Regions from separate parts of the Homo sapiens genome. Here regions 1, 3 and 4 are each linked to region 2. The links are chromatin loops, found by intact Hi-C in ENCODE. Cell type or tissue: CD4-positive, alpha-beta T cell. All regions are shown on one strand.

Region 1 (5,000 bases), 160 kb before region 2:
CATCCTGAAAACAAGGAAATAATTGCGTCCCACCTCTTCTCGCATTTTCTTTCCCCATGAGGAGCACTCTGCCACGTTCAACGTTCAGACAAGATTGAGCACGTTCAGGGTGGTATGGCTGTAGACTGCCATGTTCAACATTCATTCAACAAACACAGAAATAAGTAAGACAGCCCTGCCCTTTGGGAAGTCCACATTGTAAAGTAGCAAGCTTGGATGAAATGTAAATAAAGTGCATTCTGCCCGACCTTTGGAGAGGCCAGCAGTTACAGTTCTGTGGAGCAGGAATTTTGCAAGGTTGCAAGCTGTGCTAAATCGGTGTCCCAATTTACTTTTTGACTTTGAAAATGATTAGCATTCTTGGTTTGTACTGTATTTCAGCCATCCTTGTTGTCTGAGATATTTGCTTTCAAATTTTCCGTTGTAGTGTCTAAACAGGAGAACTTCACTGGTCTCTTAATTGCTGCTCTTGGCTCTGAAGGTGCATATCTTGGCAGAAATTCTCAAGTGTACTTCAGGATTCAGAGACTGTGGAAGTTGAGAACTTGATATTGGAATTTGGTAAAAGATCTGAAGGACTCCAGGAATGCAGTATCTCAACCTGAAAAAAGTTTCTTCAGCTTCAGTGGTAAAATAAGATTACAACAGCTAACATTTGTTAAAAGTTGAGTATGCACCAAGCATCGTTCACATGTGTTTATCCATTCATTTCTCACGACAAGCTTCCAAAGCAAGTTTCATTAACTTTCCCAGTTCTACAGTCAGAGAGGACAGGCACAGAGAGGTTGGGTCTCAGAGCTGGAAGTTGTCGGGGGAGTCTGATTTCTGGGTTTAGAGCCCACCATGCTATGCTCTCTCCTGTGTTTAACACCAAGGCCACGCCAGGGCCCACACTAGATGCGGGCTTGATTCCTTTGTGAGCACTGGTCAGGGAGTCAGAAATCTGCACTCTGACCCTGCCTTTGACTCTGACTTCTGATCTGACCTTTGACTCTTGTTTGTCATGATCCTCTTGTCACCATCTGACATGAGGTGGCAGTAAAGGAAAGAAGGAAATAGTGCCCAGGTGGGACAGGCCCTGCTGCTGACTCAGCCGCTCCCTGGACAATCCCTGCCACTTGGAAAGAGTCTGTGATCTGCCACGGTTCTGATGTGTCTGCTGCCACTTCATGGTAAGAGCTATGCCCGATGCATGATTATTTTTACTTGGTCTTATAGATAGGATTTCCCATTTTCTTTCTTTTATTTCACCACCACTCCCAGGGGGCAAAAAAGGAACAATTACATTCTCACTTATTGTGGCAGCATCTTTTGCTTGAAATGACAGATTTGTTTGCTTTTCTAAAAAAAATTCTGGTTGGCCTAAGACTGTCAGATCTGCTGAGCTCATCATTGCTTCTCCTGCGGACTGGCTGATAAAGGGGCCTTCCTAGGAGTAAGAGATGCGAGAGCTCTGCTGTTTCCTTTGAGTTCACTTGTGCTCCCGTTACTAATGTTGCCAACCTACAGATTCTTTGCAACCATATTTTTAAAGCTACATATACATTTTTTCCAAATTAATTTAGTTAACACTGAATAATGAAATCCTTAAATCCACTTATCCGGGTGCACACAAAATATAGTAAGTGGCAACATGCTGAAGATGAATGAGTATGTGAGGGTGGGTGGCCTATCTCACCAACCTCATAACGTGTGGCTTTGACATTTGGAGTACGTGATGGTGCCAGCATCATCGATCTGGATTTTAACTAAAAATATATATACACATACATATGTATGTATGTATGTGTATATGTATGTATGTCTGTGTGTGTATGTATATGTATGTGTGTGTGTATATATATGTGTGTGTGTGTATATATATATACAGGGTGTGTATATATATATATATATATACAGGGTGTGTGTATATATATATATATACAGGGTGTGTATATATGTGTGTGTGTGTGTATATATATACACACACACATACACATATATATATATGCACATACATGCTGACACCCTGTCCCCGGTGCCTGCCTCCTTTGTCTCTGTCCCCATGCCAAGCAGTGTGCTGTCACCCCGCTTCAGTTTTGAGCAGAAGTGCACATGTGGTGCCACCTGTGGGAAGTGTGGTGGGGGTGGCCTTGCAGTCACTTGTCACTGCGTGAGCCACTCCCCTGGCCTCCTCTGCCGCTGTCCTTCCTCCTATGGGGGAAAAGGAGGTGGTTCTCTCACAGAACTGTGGCTAAAGGGTGACAGCCCTCACCAAAGGTGAGACTCATGAGCATCGGGAAGAAAGTAGCAGTGGAGTGTCCGGTTAGTTTTCTCTGCGGACTGGAGCAGCCGGGCATCAGAGCCCTGGGAGCTCGGGCACCACCAGTGGTCAGCGCTGGCCCTGGACGTCCCTAGTTCACTGGGCCGCGTTTCAGCGCCCTCTGCTGGCTCGATGGACTGGCCGCCCTCGCTTGCAGCTCCCCGGTGTTTGCAGCCTGTTTGCAGCCGGTGGCTCCCGGTGCAGGAGGTCAGGGAAGCTGCAGCAGGAAGGGTTGGATATCTGAGGCCACAAACAACTTACATATATGAAGGGAGTGCGTCTGTCCCCTTCCCATGTGGCATGAAGAGCCTCACAGTTGGAATAAAATAGCAAAGCAAGATGTGCAAACATTGTCGACCTTCCCCGTGGCCATTTCTCTATCCCTGGGTAACTCAGACCGCAATTTGTCCTGCTCCCTGCATGTGAGTTTCGCTTCTATGGTATAGGGCTCTTTGAATGTCAATGTTATTGAGGTTTTGATAATTACGCACCTTCAAAAGATGTTCAATGTAATAATGATCATACTCCTCTAAAAAAGCCTCAGATTAAAAGCTTTTGCTGGCTCTTTAGACCGTGGGCCTGCAATTACAGAAAATGAACTGCATTTTAGCCTTCCATTGAAATTAATAACAACGGTTCCCCAGTTGACTCTGTGAATAGTTAATGGAACGAACAGGATACTTCAGTACAATATGGGTTGGAAAGCCATTTGAGTGAGATTCTGGGTTTCAAATGGGAAAATAATTCATGCAATGCAAACCTGTTTCATATGCGCTCTGTAGAGTAGGTGTTTCTCTGGAATAAAAATCTAACTATTTAACAAATGATTAACCATACCTCAGTCATCATGAACTCTCATGAAAACTGAACTCAGGTACGTGAGCTAACACATGGTATCCAGTGCTGCAGAAGACCTGAGAGGACAGAGATGGACCTCCTTATTTGACAATGAAGAAACAGAATTAGCGAGGTGGGGCTTTGGAGGCCAGCAATCCTGACAAAGGAGCTGCCTAGAACTGACCCTTTAACCCTCTGGCAGTGCAGGGTAAGGGAATCTTTGGACTATGGGGAGACTGGGATATGGAGGTTGAGGACAAAAGATTGTGTGGTCCAGAGTGTTCTCTGGCTGGGGTCCCCATTTCAATTTATAAGAATAAAACCTAAAAAGCAATTAAAATTATGTTGAATTCAGCAAAGTTACAGGATACAAAATCAGCACACAAAAACTAGTTGCATTTCTAAACACTAACAATGAACAATCCCAAAAGGAAGTTAAAATAATTTCATTTACAATAGCATTATAAAGAATAAAATATTTAGGAATAAACTTGAACAAAGAGATGAAAGACATGTACACTGAAAACTACAGGATATTGCTGAAGGAACTTAAAAAAGACATAAATAAACGGAAAGACATTTTCTGTTCATAGATTGAAAGACTTCGTATTGTTAAGATTAATACTACCCAAGACAGACTCAGTACAATATCACAATCCCAACCATGTTTTCTGCAGAAATAGAAATATCCATCCTAAAATTCATATGGAATTTAAAGGGGCCCAGAACAAAGCTGAGGGTCTCATTCTTCCTGATTTCAAACTTGCTACATAGCTAGTCATCAAAGCTGTGGTACTGACATGAAGATAGACATATAGACCAATGGAAGAGAATAGGGGGCCAGAAATAAACCCTTGCATATATGGTGAGATGATTTTCAACAAAGGGGCCAAGACCATTCAGTGGGGCAAAGACAGTCTTTTCAACAAATGCTGGGAAAACTGGATGTCCACATGCAAAAGAATGAAGCTGGACCCTTACCTAACACCATAGTTTTTAAAAAGTTAACTCAAAAATCTAAATGTAACAACTAAACTATAAAACTCTTATAGGAAACCAGGCAAAAAGTTTTCTGGCAAAGATTTATTGGATATGACATCGAAAGAACAGGCAACAATGATGAAAAGATAAATTGGATTTCACTAAAATTAACAAATTGTATATCAAAGGACACTCACAGAATGGGAGAAAATATATGCAAATCATATATCTGATAAGAGATTAATATCCAGCATATACAAAGAAGCTCTATAATGCAACAATAACAACAGCAAACAAAAACCCAATGAAAAAAATGGGCAAAGGAGGTGAATAGACATTTCCTTAAAGAGGATATACAGATGGCCAATAAGCACATGATAAGATGCTTAACACCACTAATCATTAGGGAAATGTAAATAAAAACCATGAGATACCACTTCACACCATGAGGATGGCTACCATTAAAAAGAAAACAACAGGCCAGGTGCAGTGGCTCACACCCGTAATCCCAGAACTTTGGGAGGCCGAGGCAAGTGAATCACTTGAGTCAGGAGGTCGAGAATAGCCTGGCCAACATGGTGAAACGCTGTCTCTACCAAAAACACAAAAATTAGGCAGGCATGAGGGCGCGCTCCTATAATCCCAGCTACTTGGGAGGCTGAGGCATGAGGACCCTTGAACCTGGGAGGCGGAGGTTGCAGTGAGTACAGATTGTGCCACTGCACTCCAGCCTGGGCAACAAGAGCAAAACTCCATCAAAACAAAACAAAACAAAACAAAACAAAAAACCCCAGCAACAACAGAAAATAACAAGTGTGGAGAAATCAGATCCCTTGTGCATTGCTGGAGGAAATGTAAAATTGTACAGCCAGCATGGAAA
Region 2 (5,000 bases):
CTGAGACGGGAGAATTGCTTGAACCCAGGAGGTGGAGGTTGCAGTGAGCCAAGATTGTGCCATTGCACTCCAGCCTGGGCAACAAGAGCAAAACTCTGTCAAAAAAAAAAAAAGAGTGAAAAGGCAAGCCACACAGTTCAACACTATATTTGTAATACATAAAAATGATAAGGACTTATATTCGTAATATATAAAGAACAGCCACAGATCAGTAAGAAAAAGAACACACACAATGCCCCTAGTATTGGGTGGCATTGGAATGGGCACAGGCATTTTTGGGATCCTGCTAAGAGAAAGTTGAATAGGGATACACTTAATTTGGGTTAGTGAGACGTATCTGTGTGGCTCGCAGTCACTTCTGTGCACAGTTGTTGCCAGCTGTTCTGCTATAAGAATGGGTTCCAGAATGTGCTTGCTTCCCCTGCACAGTGTTCCCAGCATCAAGGCCCAAGGTACAACACTCTTCTAATCACAGGCGTAACATTTTTAGTGGAGAAGCCAGTCTTCAATGACACTGGGTCTAAACAGAAGGTTTCTCCCTCAGGGATATACTCAATAACGCAATGATTATAAATCCAATGCATTGTATTTTTATTTATTTATTTATTTAATCATTTTTTTCTTTGAGACACAGTCTCACTCTGTTGCCCAGGCTGGAGTGCAGTGTCTTGATCACAGCCCATTGCAGCCTTGACCTCCTGGGCTCCAGCCTCAGCCTGCTGAGTAGCTGGGACTACAGGCACGGGCCACCATGCCCAGCTAATTTTTAAATTTTTTTGTAGAAACAAGGTCTCACTATGTTGCCCAGGCTGGTTTTAAACTCCCAGGCTCAAGTGATCCTCTCACCTAAGCCTTCCAAAGTGCTGGGATTACAGGTGTGAGTTACCATGCCTGGACTATTTTTATTTTTTATGACAGTCAAAGTCAAGTGTTTATCAGGATTTCTGAGTTTGTAGGACAGAAGTCTATAGTAGTGCTATATATGGTGAATATGGCTGTGTGAAGTCACATATTTATAAATCCCAACCACTGTGCTAGAAGAAATACTGAATTGACACTCTATAGAAGATATTACAAAACCGTTGACATGCAAAGAGGAAATAGAAAAGTATGAAGTCAAAAAATGAAGGAACTACTTCACCCATTAGAATGGCTATTATCAAAAGACAGAAAATAACAAGTGTTGCTGAGGAGCTGTTAAAATGGGAACACTTGTACATTCCTGGTGTGAATGTAAAATGGTTTAGCCACTGTGGAAAATGGTATGATGATTCTTCAAAAAAATTAAACTTAAAATTACCATGTGATCCAGCAATTCCACTTTGAGGTATACACTCAACTGAAAGCACAGACTCAAATAGATGTTTGTACACCCATGTGTGTATGGCAGCATTATTCACAACAGTGAATAGGTGAAAGCCACTTAAGTGTCCATCAATGGATGAATGAATAAACAACATGTGGAATGTCCATACAATGGAACATTATTCAGCCTGAAAAAGGATGGAAATTCCGATACGTGCTACAATATGAAGAACCTTGAAGATATTAAGTGACGCAAGCCAGTCAGAAAAGGACAAATACTGTATTTGTCCACTCGCACGAGGTAGTAAGGCTTTGGGGAGAAACACAGCAAAATCAGCATAGCCCACCAACTCCACTGCATTGAAACTGCTTCTGCATCTGTCAACCTGACTGCCGGGCACAGCGTGGCAAATCCCGGGCATTCAACAAATATTGTGGACCGCCACTACACTGGGGCCACCAAAGAAATATGATCAAAGCTGCATGAAGCAGTGCATTGAGGATTGACTGCTAATGAGTTTGGCTCATTTAAGACTTAGAGTAGTTACATTCATAGGGACAGAAAGTAGAATGGTGGTTGCCAGGGACTGCAGAATGGGGAGTTGTTCCATGGCTACAGAGTTTCCATTCCACAGGGTGAACAGAGACCTGGAAATGGTTAGTAGTGATGGTCGCACAACAGTGGGAATCTACCTAATACTACAGAACTGGACACTAGAAAACGGTTTAAATGTGTGTGGTTTTTTTGTTTGTTTGTTTTGTTTTTTGAGACAGAGTCATGCTCTGTCAACCAGGCTGGAGCGCAGTGGCTCCATCTCAGCTCACTGCGATCTCCCGGGTTCAAGCAATTCTCCTGCCTCAGCCTCCCAAGCAGCTGGGACTACAGGCACGTGCCACCACGCTCAGCTAATTTTTGTATTTTTAGTAGAGACAGGGTTTCACCAAATTACCCAGGCTGGTCTCGAACTCCTGACCTCATGATCCACCCGCTTCAGCCTCCCAAAGTGCTGGGACTATAGGCGTGAGCCACTGCGCCCAGCCTTGAGCCACCGCGCCCGGCCTGTGACTTTTAATTTTTCCAAATTCATTAGCAGTGGATCCTCAGTGCACTACTTTGTGCAGCCTTGATCATATTTCTTTGGTGGTTCTAGTGTAGTGGTGGTCCACAATATTTGTTGAACGCCCAGGATTTGCCGTACTGTGGAAAGCAGGCGGGCCGACAGACGCAGAAGCAGTTTCAAGGCAGTGGAGTTGGTGGGCTGTGCTGATTTTCCTATGTTTCTCCCCGAAGCCTTAATGGCTAGATCGTAGACCAGGTGGGAAACAAGAAGGGAAATGGGGAGAGTGGAGGGAATCTACTGGGGGATGGGTGAGTGGAGTTGGGGACCGGTGGAGGATGTAAAGAGAATCCAAGCGGAAAAGAGTGAAGCCCCCTGGTGGACAGAGGTGGTAGGGGTTGTGAGGAGCAGCCAGGGCCGTTGTCCAATTCCAAGTTAAATACCCAGGAAATCAGCCAAAAGCTGACTTGCAGGGCTGTGCATCTTAGAAAGTGTTTCAATTGCCACTATCCTTGCCTGGGCCAACTATGGCAATGTATGGACAACAAAGCCCTTTCCCACATAGTATCTGATTTTATTTTATTTCTACTCACTTTTTTCGTACATACTACATTGTTATCTTTTGAGGGTGTGGGTTGTTTTTTTTTTTTCAACTTTTTTTGTTCTGTGGTTGGTACCAAAGTGGTGTTATTATTGATCCCAAATTTTCTTCTGTTTCACATTAGGTCAATGTTAAAACTAGAAACAAGACTGCTGAATATTGTTTTCTAATGTTTATCTTCCATAAATCTAGGTCTTAAAAAACAGAATAATGCGATACTTGGTTTTTAACACAATGTTTGCTTATCAGTATCTAAACATATACACACATGCAATTAAAACTGTATATTCTGTTCGTATCCAGGCTGGCCAACATGGTGAAACTCCATCTCTCCGAAAAATAAAAATTAGCCGGATGTGGTGGCATATGCCTATAATCCCAGCTACTTGGGAGGCTGAGGCAGGAGAATCGCTTGAACCCGGGAGGCAGAGGTTGCAGTGAGCCAAGATTGCACCACTGCACTCCAGCTTGTGCAACAGAGCAAGACTCTGTCTAAAACAAAACAAAACTGTATTCTAAGCTTATTTGGGGAAAATGGACCAATTTTCAAACTAATTGAGGAAATTCAGGAGCATAACGAGTTGGTGGCAATATCATTTATATCAATATAGTCATTTATATCACTATATATGTATTATATCAACATAGTGATTCCAACCCAAACCACTATATTCATTTTCACTTCAGCAACATAGAAATAGCCATTGATCATTTCAATCAGAAAAGATCCTGCTAAATGTGTCCCCTGACTTTGTGAAGATGTGGTGACGTGGCCGTTTCATCCAAGTGTTCTGGTCCAGCCCAGAGGTAGGTGGAGTTAGATTTCTGGAGCCTCGTGGAGGCGTTCTGTGGCTACACAGTGACCCCTACTGCTCATTACGGGAGTGAAGAAAGCCTAGAGCGAAATCAGGAAAACAACGTGCTGATTCCTGAGCCTCAGAAAACTGAGAAGTAGGCAGGGCTATACCATTTTCTCTGCACTTTATGAGCATAATAATTCTTCAAAGGACTGGCTGCATCTACAAATACCTACTAAATGGAAACCGTCAAATCAAATGGGAGGCTCACAGCAGATGCCAACTCCACCGAGCGGATCTGGGCCAGGGTGAGTCCAGGAGAACACCTGGTTGTCGCTGCAGAGGCTGGGCACATGTTTGCTCTGTGGGTCAAGAGCTGATGGAATCAGGAACAGCAGGGAGAAACTGACCCTCCCTTCACCTTTGCCAGGAAGTGACACCTCTTGGCACCAGAATGTCTAGGGCTGGGTTTGGGAACCGGGGTGTGACGCTTCTATTGCTCACCGGCAGATCTTCCACTCCTTTCCAGAAGAGTCACCGGAGATGTGTCAAAGTCTCTATCCCTGGTCCCTGTTGCCAAGTCAGGACTTTGCTGGGCATTCCTAGAGTAGGTGTGGCAGCTCATAGGTCACCTTTGGAGCCAAGGTAAAGATGGCAGCTTGGTCTGACTAAGGAGGAGTCCACAGATGCGGCTCGTCCGCACAGCAGGCAGTGCAAACCCAGGCAGGAGCTCATCATCTTTGTAAGCCTTATTCAATGAGCCCCATTTTATTTTGCTGCTGATTAAAGCTATGTATCATAGAGAGGCATTGCCTGATGTTCAGAGTGCAGGGCCTCTGGGAGCCTGGCATGAAGGGCCCAAGGACAACCAGCTTAGCACTCAAGTATCCACCTGGTACCTGCAAGATGGAACAAGAGAATGTATGAGGAAACCCTCTGAGCTGCACAAATATAGGAACGGTGGGATATACAGACACATACTGTCTTGCTGGTCTGGAAATGGTCCCTGGGATGTGATGGGGAAGGATGGGGTAAATTCAACTGGGATAAATACAACAGAAGTGAGCGCAGAGCCAGAGGCCTGGGGCAGCCAGCTGTTAGCGCTCCTCAGCCTCTCTCCGTCAGAAACTGTCTTCCTGTTCCAGCCAAAGTCTCTGCTACATCTGTGAAGTAGAGGTACTGACAAGCATTTCACCCTGCTGATGTCCTGCCTGGAAGGACCTTACTCTGGAAATAACA
Region 3 (5,000 bases), 610 kb before region 2:
TAATTTCTTTACAGGAAAAAAAAAGAGAGGCATATCCTTTGATTGTCTTAATACCCAAAGGAGTGGTGAGGCTGAGGAGGGAGCGTGTTGAGAGAGAAAGCTAGGATCGCGTGAATAATTTAGATCTATTGTTCTTGGGTTTGGCCAGTTACTTAACACACGTTTTGGGGGCTTTCTTACTCTGTGTCTGGAACTTTGATAAAAACATAACAATTTCTCCATTTTCATCTTATTGCTCACCAACACTCCCCACAATCCAGCTGGCCAGAGGTTCTAGTTCCGGGTCAGTCCAGTCAGGGCCCTGAGCATAGTGGAGTGTGGGCAGCACTGGACGTGGGCAACCCCCGCTCCCGAGGCTTGTTTTGATGCCCCCGTGACTTGATGAAACCTCTGTCTCCTGGCTAGTGTCAGAATCCCAGATCACAGAGTGAACAGGATGTTGGGACTTAATCAAAGTTTGCTGAATGAATGCATGAAATCGTTTCCAAGGTGATACTGAAAAGTGGGAATTCTGGCATTACCCCCTTCCCCACACATTTTAACTGGGTGACTCAGTGGTAGGTCAGTGGACAAAATGGCTGGAGGGAGTTTGGGCCCCCTGGACGGTTGTTGGTGTCTGCAGTAGACACGGTTCTGGGGAGGAGCTCCCTGTGGTGGAGGCTGCTTCTCGGTTCTGCACTTGTCTGGGAGCAGCTGGGAGCCTCATTGCTGTCTGGCGGCAGCTCCTCATCTTAACATCTCAGTAACAGTAGACAAGTGATGTTATCAATGGTGACAATAACAACAACAAATAGCTAAAATGTATTGAACTTTTACTACTGGTGTGTTTCAGGCACTTTTCCAAAAACTTTGCACTTGCTAACTCATTCAATCCTCTAATATCCCTATAAAATGAGGAATAGTATTATTATTGCTCCCATTCTTACCGATGGGAAAACTGAGGCACACAGAGATTAAGTAACTTGAGCAAGGACACACTACTAGAAAGTGGCAGGACTGGAATTCTAATAACCCTGAGAGTCAACCCAACAGGTTTTGAAGGCTTTTTCCAGACAATGAGAAACAAAGTCTAGAAACAGTTTTTAGGGTTTTCATTCATTTATCCACTAATGTATTTGATTAAGATAAATGCTTGATGTCCTAGACCCCATGTTTTATTGTTTAAATAATCAAATAAAATGATCTACTTCGCAGCTTGGTGACTATAGTCAATAATAATCTATTGTATATTTGGAAATTGCCAAGAAAGTAGGCTTTTTTATTTTTTATTTTAATTGAGGTAGAGGCTCACTCTGTCACCCAAGCTAGAGTGCAGTGGCACCATCTTGGCTCACTGCATCCTCACCCTCCCGGGTTCAAGCGATTCTCCTGCCTTAGCCTCCCTCGTAGCTGGGATTACAGGCACCTGCCACCATGCCCAGCTAATTTTTCTATTTTTAGTAGAGATGGGGTTTCATCATGTTGGCCATGCTTGTCTCAAATTCCTGACCTCAAGTGATCCGCCCACCTTGGCCTCCCAAAGTGCTGGGGTTACAGACATGAGCCACCTTGCCCCACCTTCAAGAGAGTAGATTTTAAATGTTCTTACTACCAAAAAATGATAAATATGTGAGGTGATAGATATATTAAAAAGCTTGACTTCATCATTTCACAATGTATACATATATGGAAAGCATCAAGGTGCACACCATAAACATGTATAATTTTTATTTGTCAAAAAATCCAATAAAATTGCTTTTGTTTGTTTGTTTTTTTGAGATGGAGTCTTGCTCTGTCATCCAGGCTGGAGTGCAGTGGCACAATCTCAGCTCACTGCAACCTCCGCCTCCCGGGTTCAAGCGATTCTCCTGCCTCAGCCTCCGGAGTAGCCGGGATTACAGGCACACACCACCATGCCCGGCTAATTTTTGTATTTTTTAACTAGAGACGGGGTTTCACCGTGTTAGCCAGGATGGTCTCAATCTCCTGACCTTGTGATCCGCCCACCTCGGCCTCCCAAACTGCTGGGATTACTGGTGTGAGCCACCGCGCCCAGCCTTAAAATGGGATTTATTACAGTCTAGCTTTACCCTTTGAATAGTAAGAAGCAAACTGGGTGAAATAGATTATTTGAATCTAAAAAGAAGGTACCTTAGAGAGACGTTCAAGTTACAGTGGTCTACCTAGTCATGTATTTGTTTTGGTGACTGAAGAAAAACCTCCACCATTAACAGAAAACAAAACTGGGTTTCTAGACTAAGGGCGAGTCCATTTAGGTTCTGCTATGATGATTATTGGCCAGTAGGTGGCAGTCCAGGATTAATATTGAGCTCTAGTGCTATTGGGCAAAGTACCTTCTCCAGCCAATCAGTTCCCACAGATTAAAGATGAGGCAAAGGTTTTCTAGGAAAGAGAACGGACAATTAGTAAAGGGAAGAAAGTTGAAACTCACATGCACTAACTGAAGAAATTCAGGACGGATTTGTGTTATGAAATTAAAGAGCAATACAACTTTCATAAGAGTTAATTAACTGTGCATTTCCGCTGGCTATGGTGAATCACACCTGTAATCCCAGCACTTTGGGAGTCTGAGGTGGGAGGATCGCTTGAGCCCAGAAGGTTGAGGCTGCAGTGAGCCATGATTGCACCACTGCACACCAGCCTGGATGACAGAGCGAGAACCCTGTCACAAAAAAAACAAAGTGCATCTCTGTGTCTTTCAGAATTATAGTAATGCCACAATTTATTACTTTATGCTTACTAAACAACATTTTTGTTGAATGAATGGAGTTGGATACTAATAAGTTCCTTATAATACAGGCTATGAGGGTTTTGGATCAAGCTATTAAAATGTGTTTGTTTATTCAGAAAACAAAACAAAACAAAACAAAATGAAACACTCCTTACCAAAAGTGCTGTGTTGGTCAAAAAATATTCACTGAGTGCCCACTGTGCCCCAGGGATTGTTGTGGGCACTGGGAACGGGGTAGTGACCAAGACAAGTCCTTGCCTTAAATGAGCTTACATTCTAGTGAAGAGAGACAGGATTAACATTAAAAATACCATTATTTCAGGTTCTAGAAATTCCCAGAAAAAATATATGTAATATGGCAGAAAATATGTAATAAAGGTGGTCTTTCTTAGGAGGTTAATTTAAGTTTAAGACCAAAGGATGAGAAATAAGTAGCTGAAATCTAGGATGAGGCCACTCATAGAAAAGGAACCTGGCTGGGCGTGGTGGCTCATGCCTGTAATCCTAGCACTTTGGGAGGATGAGGCAGATGGATCACTTGAGGTCAGGAGTTCGAGACCAGCCTGGCCAACACGGTGAAACCCGGTCTCTACTAAAAATAGAAAATTAGCTGGGCATGGTAGCACGCACCAGTAATCCTAGCTACTCGGGAGGCTGAGGCAGGAGAATCACTTGAACCCGGAAGACGGAGGTTGCAGTGAGCCGAGATCGCACCACTGCACTCCAGCCTGGGTGACAGGATGGGACTCTGTCTCAAAAACAAAAACAAAAAAAAAGCAAAGGAACCTGAGACCAGGATGAACTCGACATTTTTGGGGCACAGAAAGATCAAGGTAGTTGGAAAATAGTAAGGAGTAGAGGGATGTGAGGAAGAGGCAGCAAGGGCCTGATCATGTAAAGCTGCTTAGGTCTAATAAGGAACTTGCTTCTCCATGTGCAATGGGTCACTGGGGTTTATGCTTTAGGATGGTGATGTGGGGGCTATGTCAGATGCAGGGGGCCAGGTCGAGGGGCCACTGCAGTAGTAAGAGTAAGAGTTGAGGTTGCTTGGACTGTGGTTGGCGCAGTAGAGATGGAGAGATGCGAATGGATTCTCAGAATAGGGCTTACAGTTAGAGTCAACAGGATTTTTTTAAATGGATTTGATGACAGAAGGCAGATCAGAAACAGAGCTGAATGGTCACTCCTAAGTTTTCAGTCTGAGCCACTGGGTGGGTGGTGGTACCATTTTCCGAGTTGAGGAAGACTTAGAGTTGAGAAGACAGGATGGAGGAAGGAGCTTGCTGAGTCTAAGATACCCAAAAATCATCCAGATGAAAATGCTGACTGCTCAGTTGCATCAAAACAGAGGAGCTTGGTGAAACACTGAGGGCTAAAGTATATCTTGCTGTCATCAAAGAATGGATGGCATTTCAAACCCTACGACTGGCTGAGGGCACTTAGTAAGTACATTGGTGTAAACAACAAAGGGATGAGATGTGGGTACTGAGTCCTGTGGTACTAGTGCTAGTGACCTATCTGGCAGAGCAAGATGAAAGTAGGCAAAGGATGTCTCTGAAGGTAAGTGGTAGTCATTTTTTTTGAGACAGAGTCTTGCTCTGTCACCCAAGTTGGAGTGCAGTGGCGCAATCTCAGCTCACTGTAACCTCCGCCTCCCGGGTTCAAGTAATTCTCCTGCCTTGAGTAGCTGGGATTATAGGCGCGTGCCACTATGCCCAGCTAATTTTTGTATTTTTAGTAGAGACGAGGTTTCACCACGTTGGTCAGGCTGGTCTCGAACTCCTGACCTGGTGATCCACCCGCCTCGGCCTCCCAAAGTGCTGGGATTACAGGCATGAGTCACTGTGCCCGGCCGTTTATAGTCATTTTTTAAGGAGAGAGGGCCAACCAGGTGACATGGTCTGGAGAGGTTGAGAAAGAAGAGGTCAGGCATTGGTCTTTGGGCTCAGGCAAGATGCCCTTAATGAGTGCAGATCAGTTGGTACAGTGGCTCGAAACGTGACAGAGTGAGCCTGGAAAGGGAGGTCAGGAAGTGGAGAGGCCAGGAGACAACTCTAAGGTCTTTTCTGTAAGGAGGAGCAGAGAAATAGGGAGAAACAAGAGAGCAACAGGGAATCAAGGGAGAACGTTAATATTGTTTATGGGATGAGGGATTCTAAGGCATGTTTGCACATTGATAAGGGTAAGTGGTGTGGGGATGGAGAAATAGATATTTGAAATTGCAGAAGCAAAGTCTTTGACAGGAAAGGAGAGCTAGCTTCAAGAACAC
Region 4 (5,000 bases), 340 kb before region 2:
GCAAGACCTCCAACTTATTGACTTTAATGCTCTCCATCAATCATTTTCACTGGGTCCTTCTCCAGGGTAGAGTCTATGCTTTATTTTATTTATTTACTTTCTTCTGAGACAAGGTCTTGCTCTGTCTCTTGAGCTGGAGTGCAATGGTGTGATCATGGCTTACTACAGCCTTGAACTCCCAGGCTCAAGTGATCCTCCTACCTCAGCCTCCCGAGTAGGTGTGACTACAGATGCATGCAACCATGCCTGGCTAATTTTTAAATTTTTTGCAGAAATGGGGTTTGGCCATGTTTCCCTGGGCTCAAGCCATTCTTCCACCTTGGCCTCCCAAAGTGCTGGGATTACAGGTGTGAGCCACTAAGCCCAGCTGAGTCTATGCTTTAGACCCTTGTCCTCCCTACCCCTCCATTATAACTGCCTGCAGGGAAAAGCAAACTGGTGAGATACAGCTTTCTGCCTTCTGTGGACTGGCGCCTGAGCAGCTGAATGTGACCAAGAGGGCACATGCCGTGCAGACAGTTCTCACTTTGGCAAGTGGCACTGCCCAGCCATCTCATCCCTTGTCTTTATCAACTTAGATTTCTGCTGCCTAAGGTGGCGGTTTCACACATTCTTTCTTCAGTCTCAGACTTCCGAGTCCTACACACACATCAACCCTGATATTGATCTAGCTCCATATTTCATTGAAGAATGAAAGCAGATGATACATACCTCATCTTCCTATCTTCAAATCTTTCAGCATGCCCTACCTGTGTCCACATATGTTGCCTTTCCTCTCTTTCCAAAGGCTGTCCCAGAATCCCACTCTCTCTCATCTTTTTAGGGACTTGGCTCTGAAACTCCCGTCTTCTTCTCTTGCATTATCAATTTCTGCTTCTCTGAGGGTCTGTTTTAGCCCACATATATGCTGTTATAGTGCTCACCTGAAAAAATAAACTTTGAGTCATCTGACTCCACGCTTCCTTCAGCTATCACTCAGTATTTTGGTTTTCTTTTATAGCAAATCTCAGGTTTCCTGTTTTACTGTCCTTACACCTTATCTCCTACTTTCTCTTTCAACAACTCCAGCCAGGCTTTCGTCTTCACCTCGCCACAGATACCACTCTCATCAAGGTTATCAGTGCCCTCCATCTTGCCCAAATCAAAGGTCTATTCTCTATCCTCTACAAAACCAGTTTGGCACACAGTAGGCATTCAATCAATATTTGTTGGCTGGGCATAGTAGCTCACACTTGTAATCCCAGCACTTTGGGAGGCCAAGGTGGGTGGATCACTTGAGGTCAGGAGTTCGAGACCAGCCTGGTCAACATGGCGCAATCCCATCTCTACTAAAACTACAAAAATTAGCTGGGCATGGTGGCCCACACCCGTAATCTCAGTTACTCGGGAGGCTGAGGCAGGAGAATCAGTTAAATCCAGGAGGTGGAGGTTGCAGTGAGCCAAGATTGTGCCACTGTACTTCTGCCTGGGCGACAGAGTGAGACTCTGTCTCAAAAATAAATAAATAAATAAATAAATAAATAAATAAATAAATAAATACTTGTTGAATGAATAAATATAGCTCCATCTTATTTGTATACTGAATTCATGGTTGAGGCATTACAAAAATAGATGAAATTCAATGTCTATGTCAGGCTAATAAATTTTCTTGTACTGATCCACTTAGAAAGTTTTGTGTATATTTTAACCATATCAGCTTTTTTTTTTTTTAAGACGAAGTCTCACTCTGTCGCCCAAGCTGGAGCGCAGTGGCGCGATCTCAGCTCACTGCAACCTCTGCCTCCCAGGTTCAAACGATTCTCCTATCTCAGCCTCCCGAGTAGCTGGGACTACAGGCGCGTGCCACCATGCCCAGCTAATTTTTGTATTTTTAGTAGAGACGTGGTTTCACCATGTCAGCCAGGCTAGTCTCAAACTCCTTAACTCGTGATCTGCCCACCTTGGCCTCCCAAAGTGCTAGGACTACAGGCATGAGCCACTGCGTTCGGCCCCCATATCAGCTTTTTACATGGAAATCCCTAGAGCTATGATTCCTAACTTTGCAAAATTTCAAAAGGACTTTTTCTTCTTAACATTTTAATTTAAATGTTAAACTTTGAGGACAAAAGAGTACTAGTTGGACACATGAGCATGTCTAATTTTTAAATTGGACCTCAATTACACAGAATTGACTAACCATAATCCAGAGGTCAAAATACTTTTTTTTTTAGGGATGGGGTCTTTCTCTGTTGGAGTTCAGCGGTGCAATCATAGCTCACTGCAGCCTCAAACTCCTGTGCTCAAGTGATTCTCCTGCCTCGGCCTCCCAATTAGCTGGGACTACAGGCACATGCCACCACGCCTGGCTAATTTTCTTTAGTTCTTGTAGAAATGAGGTCTTGCTATGTTGCCCACGCTGGTCTTGAACTCCTGGGCTCAAATGATCTTCACGTCTCGGCCTCCCAAAGTGCTTGGAATACAGACATCAAGATACTATCATTATTGTCCATGCTATGTTCTGCTTTAATAAATTAATTACTCAGGTCTTACTAATGCAACAATCATTCATAAATCCACTGCCAAACAATAAAATTATCATGTGCTGATTTGACATATAAATTGTTCTAGTCATGGATTATAAGAAAAGAGGAAAAAAGGAAGGAACTGATACTATATTTGTACTTTGTATTAGACTCCATGCTGGATACTTTATTTGCATTATTTAATCCTCACAATAACTCTGAAAAATCAGCATTATTATCTCCATATTCCAGATGAGAAAACTGGCTCAGGAAGATTATTCATCCAAGTTCTCCTAGGAAGTGCTAAAGCTGGAATTCAGATTTCATTTTGTTCCAATTCATAGCATAAACTCATTGGCCCTGGTGGGGGCGGTGACAATACACAGAAGATGGTTTGCCTGGCACGTCTGGGACTCAGCCTGGCTGTCCCATGTCAACTGCCTTGCTAGGATTGAGATATCTTAATGCCAACAGAACAGAAAGATTTAAAAACTATTTTTCTATAATATATGATATAAAATGTAATAAAGTAATGAGTTTACAAGTACAGGCATCTTAGAAACCTTTTGTTTAAACATATTGTAAAAATTATTTGAAGGCCAGGCGTGGTGGCTCACACCTGTAATCCCAGTGCTTTGGGAGGTGGAGGCAGGAGGATCGCTCGAACCCAGGAGTTTGAGACCAGCAGGGACAGCATAATGAGACCTCCACTGTGTTATTTCTCTAAAAAAAAAAAACCAAACAAACAAATTAGCCAGGAGTGGTGGTGCACGCCTGTGGTCTCAGCTACTCAAGAGGCTGAGTAGGAGGATTGCTTGAGCCCAGGAGTTCAAGGCTGCAGAGAGCTATGATCTCACCATTGCACTCTACCCTTGGCAACAAAGTGAGACCCTGTCTCTCAAAAAAAAAAAAATTATTTGAAAAGGTGTCAGCAGTTTTGCATTTTTCAAAAATATTTGGGGATATCTGAAGGTTTAAAAATTATACAAACCTCATATTTTTAGTAATATAAAACCTGATGATACATTTTGAATATCAATTTTCATACCAAAAATATGAATTTGCAAGGCACACTCATTTCTGTTAAAATGTCCACTGAAAGAGTTTGGTGCAATTAGAAAACAAACAAAACAAAACAAAAACAAAAAAAACCTACATATGACATCTTTTATTTATGAGAGACTTTTTGTTGATTCATAAGTAGTGTGTTAACCTCACCCCACTCCACGAGTGATTGTCACAGCATCTGTGGGGCTGGCCAAGGAGAAGATGGGGAAGTTCTTTGAAAAATTCTTCAGGTGTCTCTGCCTGTAGTCATCTTTTCTTTTTACTCCCCTGCTTGGCCTGTATATTGGAAAATCTTTTGTTTAGCAGTCCATAACTACTGTGAAATTCACAGGTTTCACTACACACACTCCCTCCAAAAAAAACTCCCTCCAACAAAAATCGTTTTTGTTCCATCCTCTTTAATCTGTACCTCTTTGTTTGAATCCCATAACCAATCCCCAAATTCCAGATCAGCTTTATAGAATTCCACATATGAGTGAGACATGCGGTATTTGTCCTTCTGTGCCTGGCTTGCTTCACCTAACGTAATGTCCTCTAGGTTCATCCATGTCGTCACAATTGACAGGATTTCATTCTTTTTTATGGCTGAATAGTATTTCATGTGTTTATACACCACATTTTCTTTATTGATTCTTCTGTTGATGGGCACTTAGGTTGATTCCATATCTTGGCCATTGTAACAGTGATGCAATAAACATGAGTGTGCAGAAGTTTCTTTGATACACCGATTTCCTTTCTTTTGGATACATATGAAGTCATGGGATTGTTGGATTATCACTGATGATGATTCTTGACTGAAATAATTATTCCTGCCAAGTGATGATTTTCTATTCCCATCATTCTTTCTACATTCTGACATTTTCGAAACAAAATGGCATCAAAAATAAAATATTTTAAAATCCAAATTTTAAGTGACAAAGTTCATTAATTATTTTCAGTCTTCCTGAATCTATCTGAGTATATTCAACTCCAACAGCCTCTCAGCACTTGTGAATCAATTCAGCAATTAAATGCGGCCCTCACTTCCTGAGCTCACCTCTTTACAAGCCCAACTAGGAAGCACTTTCTCACCCAATATCCCAATTGTTGTTTGATATTGTTGTCCTCATTCAGGGCTGGGAGGGGTTGGAGTTGAACAAGAACAACCAGATTAAAGGAAGTGCCAAACTAACTTAGAGTGACTCAAATTTTTTTCTTTCTGTAGTCTAAATATTAAACTCAGCCAAAGAATAAACTCATTATAGTCAAAGGATAAACTTAAAAGGGTCAAAGAATGTGTGAAAGGGATAGAACTCAGGGTGCAGAGTTTTTCCAAACTATATAACTGATTTTATATTTACATTGCAAAGTCACTGACTTAAAATTCATTAGTAAGTGATCAGGTAGAAGTCACTAATAATATTAAAATATGTTTTTATTTCTAAATTTGCC

Evidence for each region. Peaks named below come from ENCODE experiments on the same cell type or tissue, not always from the same donor. Only the 100,000 strongest peaks of a DNase experiment are listed, where the experiment ranks them.
Region 1: it touches region 2 in a loop (2.1-fold over the local background); 60 of 110 quality-filtered maps call a loop at or near these places.
Region 3: it touches region 2 in a loop (10-fold over the local background); 103 of 110 quality-filtered maps call a loop at or near these places.
Region 4: a loop joins it to region 2, with 26 times the contacts of the local background. A loop is called at or near these places in 21 of 110 quality-filtered maps.

The regions. Positions count from the first base shown.
Region 1 is chr13:27,530,691-27,535,690 of GRCh38, reverse strand. No RefSeq gene overlaps it. Among named protein-coding and RNA genes, the nearest start is that of MTIF3, 83 kb to the right of the region's middle. RefSeq lists enhancers at 1-120, 1,683-2,183, 2,184-2,684. In CD4-positive, alpha-beta T cell, CTCF peaks have their summits at 2,159 and 2,379 (motif pointing left); DNase peaks (open chromatin) are centred at 2,130 and 2,420; H3K4me3 peaks cover 375 bases.
Region 2 is chr13:27,373,654-27,378,653 of GRCh38, reverse strand. It overlaps LOC105370126 (a long non-coding RNA gene), which reads left to right and starts at 3,870. Exons shown (of 5, transcript XR_941783.4): 1 at 3,870-4,069. RefSeq lists an enhancer at 3,756-4,955. In CD4-positive, alpha-beta T cell, CTCF peaks have their summits at 2,544, 2,749 (motif pointing left), 3,623 and 3,822 (motif pointing left); DNase peaks (open chromatin) are centred at 2,743 and 3,793; H3K27me3 peaks cover 526 bases.
Region 3 is chr13:27,981,734-27,986,733 of GRCh38, reverse strand. All of the region lies in intron 1 of URAD (ureidoimidazoline (2-oxo-4-hydroxy-4-carboxy-5-) decarboxylase), which reads left to right. All of the region lies in intron 2 of LOC105370132 (a long non-coding RNA gene), which reads right to left. Among named protein-coding and RNA genes, the nearest start is that of URAD, 4.5 kb to the left of the region's middle. In CD4-positive, alpha-beta T cell, CTCF peaks have their summits at 2,084 and 2,286 (motif pointing right); a DNase peak (open chromatin) is centred at 2,283; H3K27me3 peaks cover 845 bases.
Region 4 is chr13:27,710,485-27,715,484 of GRCh38, reverse strand. No RefSeq gene overlaps it. Among named protein-coding and RNA genes, the nearest start is that of GSX1, 79 kb to the left of the region's middle. In CD4-positive, alpha-beta T cell, CTCF peaks have their summits at 2,605 and 2,827; no DNase peak of the experiment used is centred here.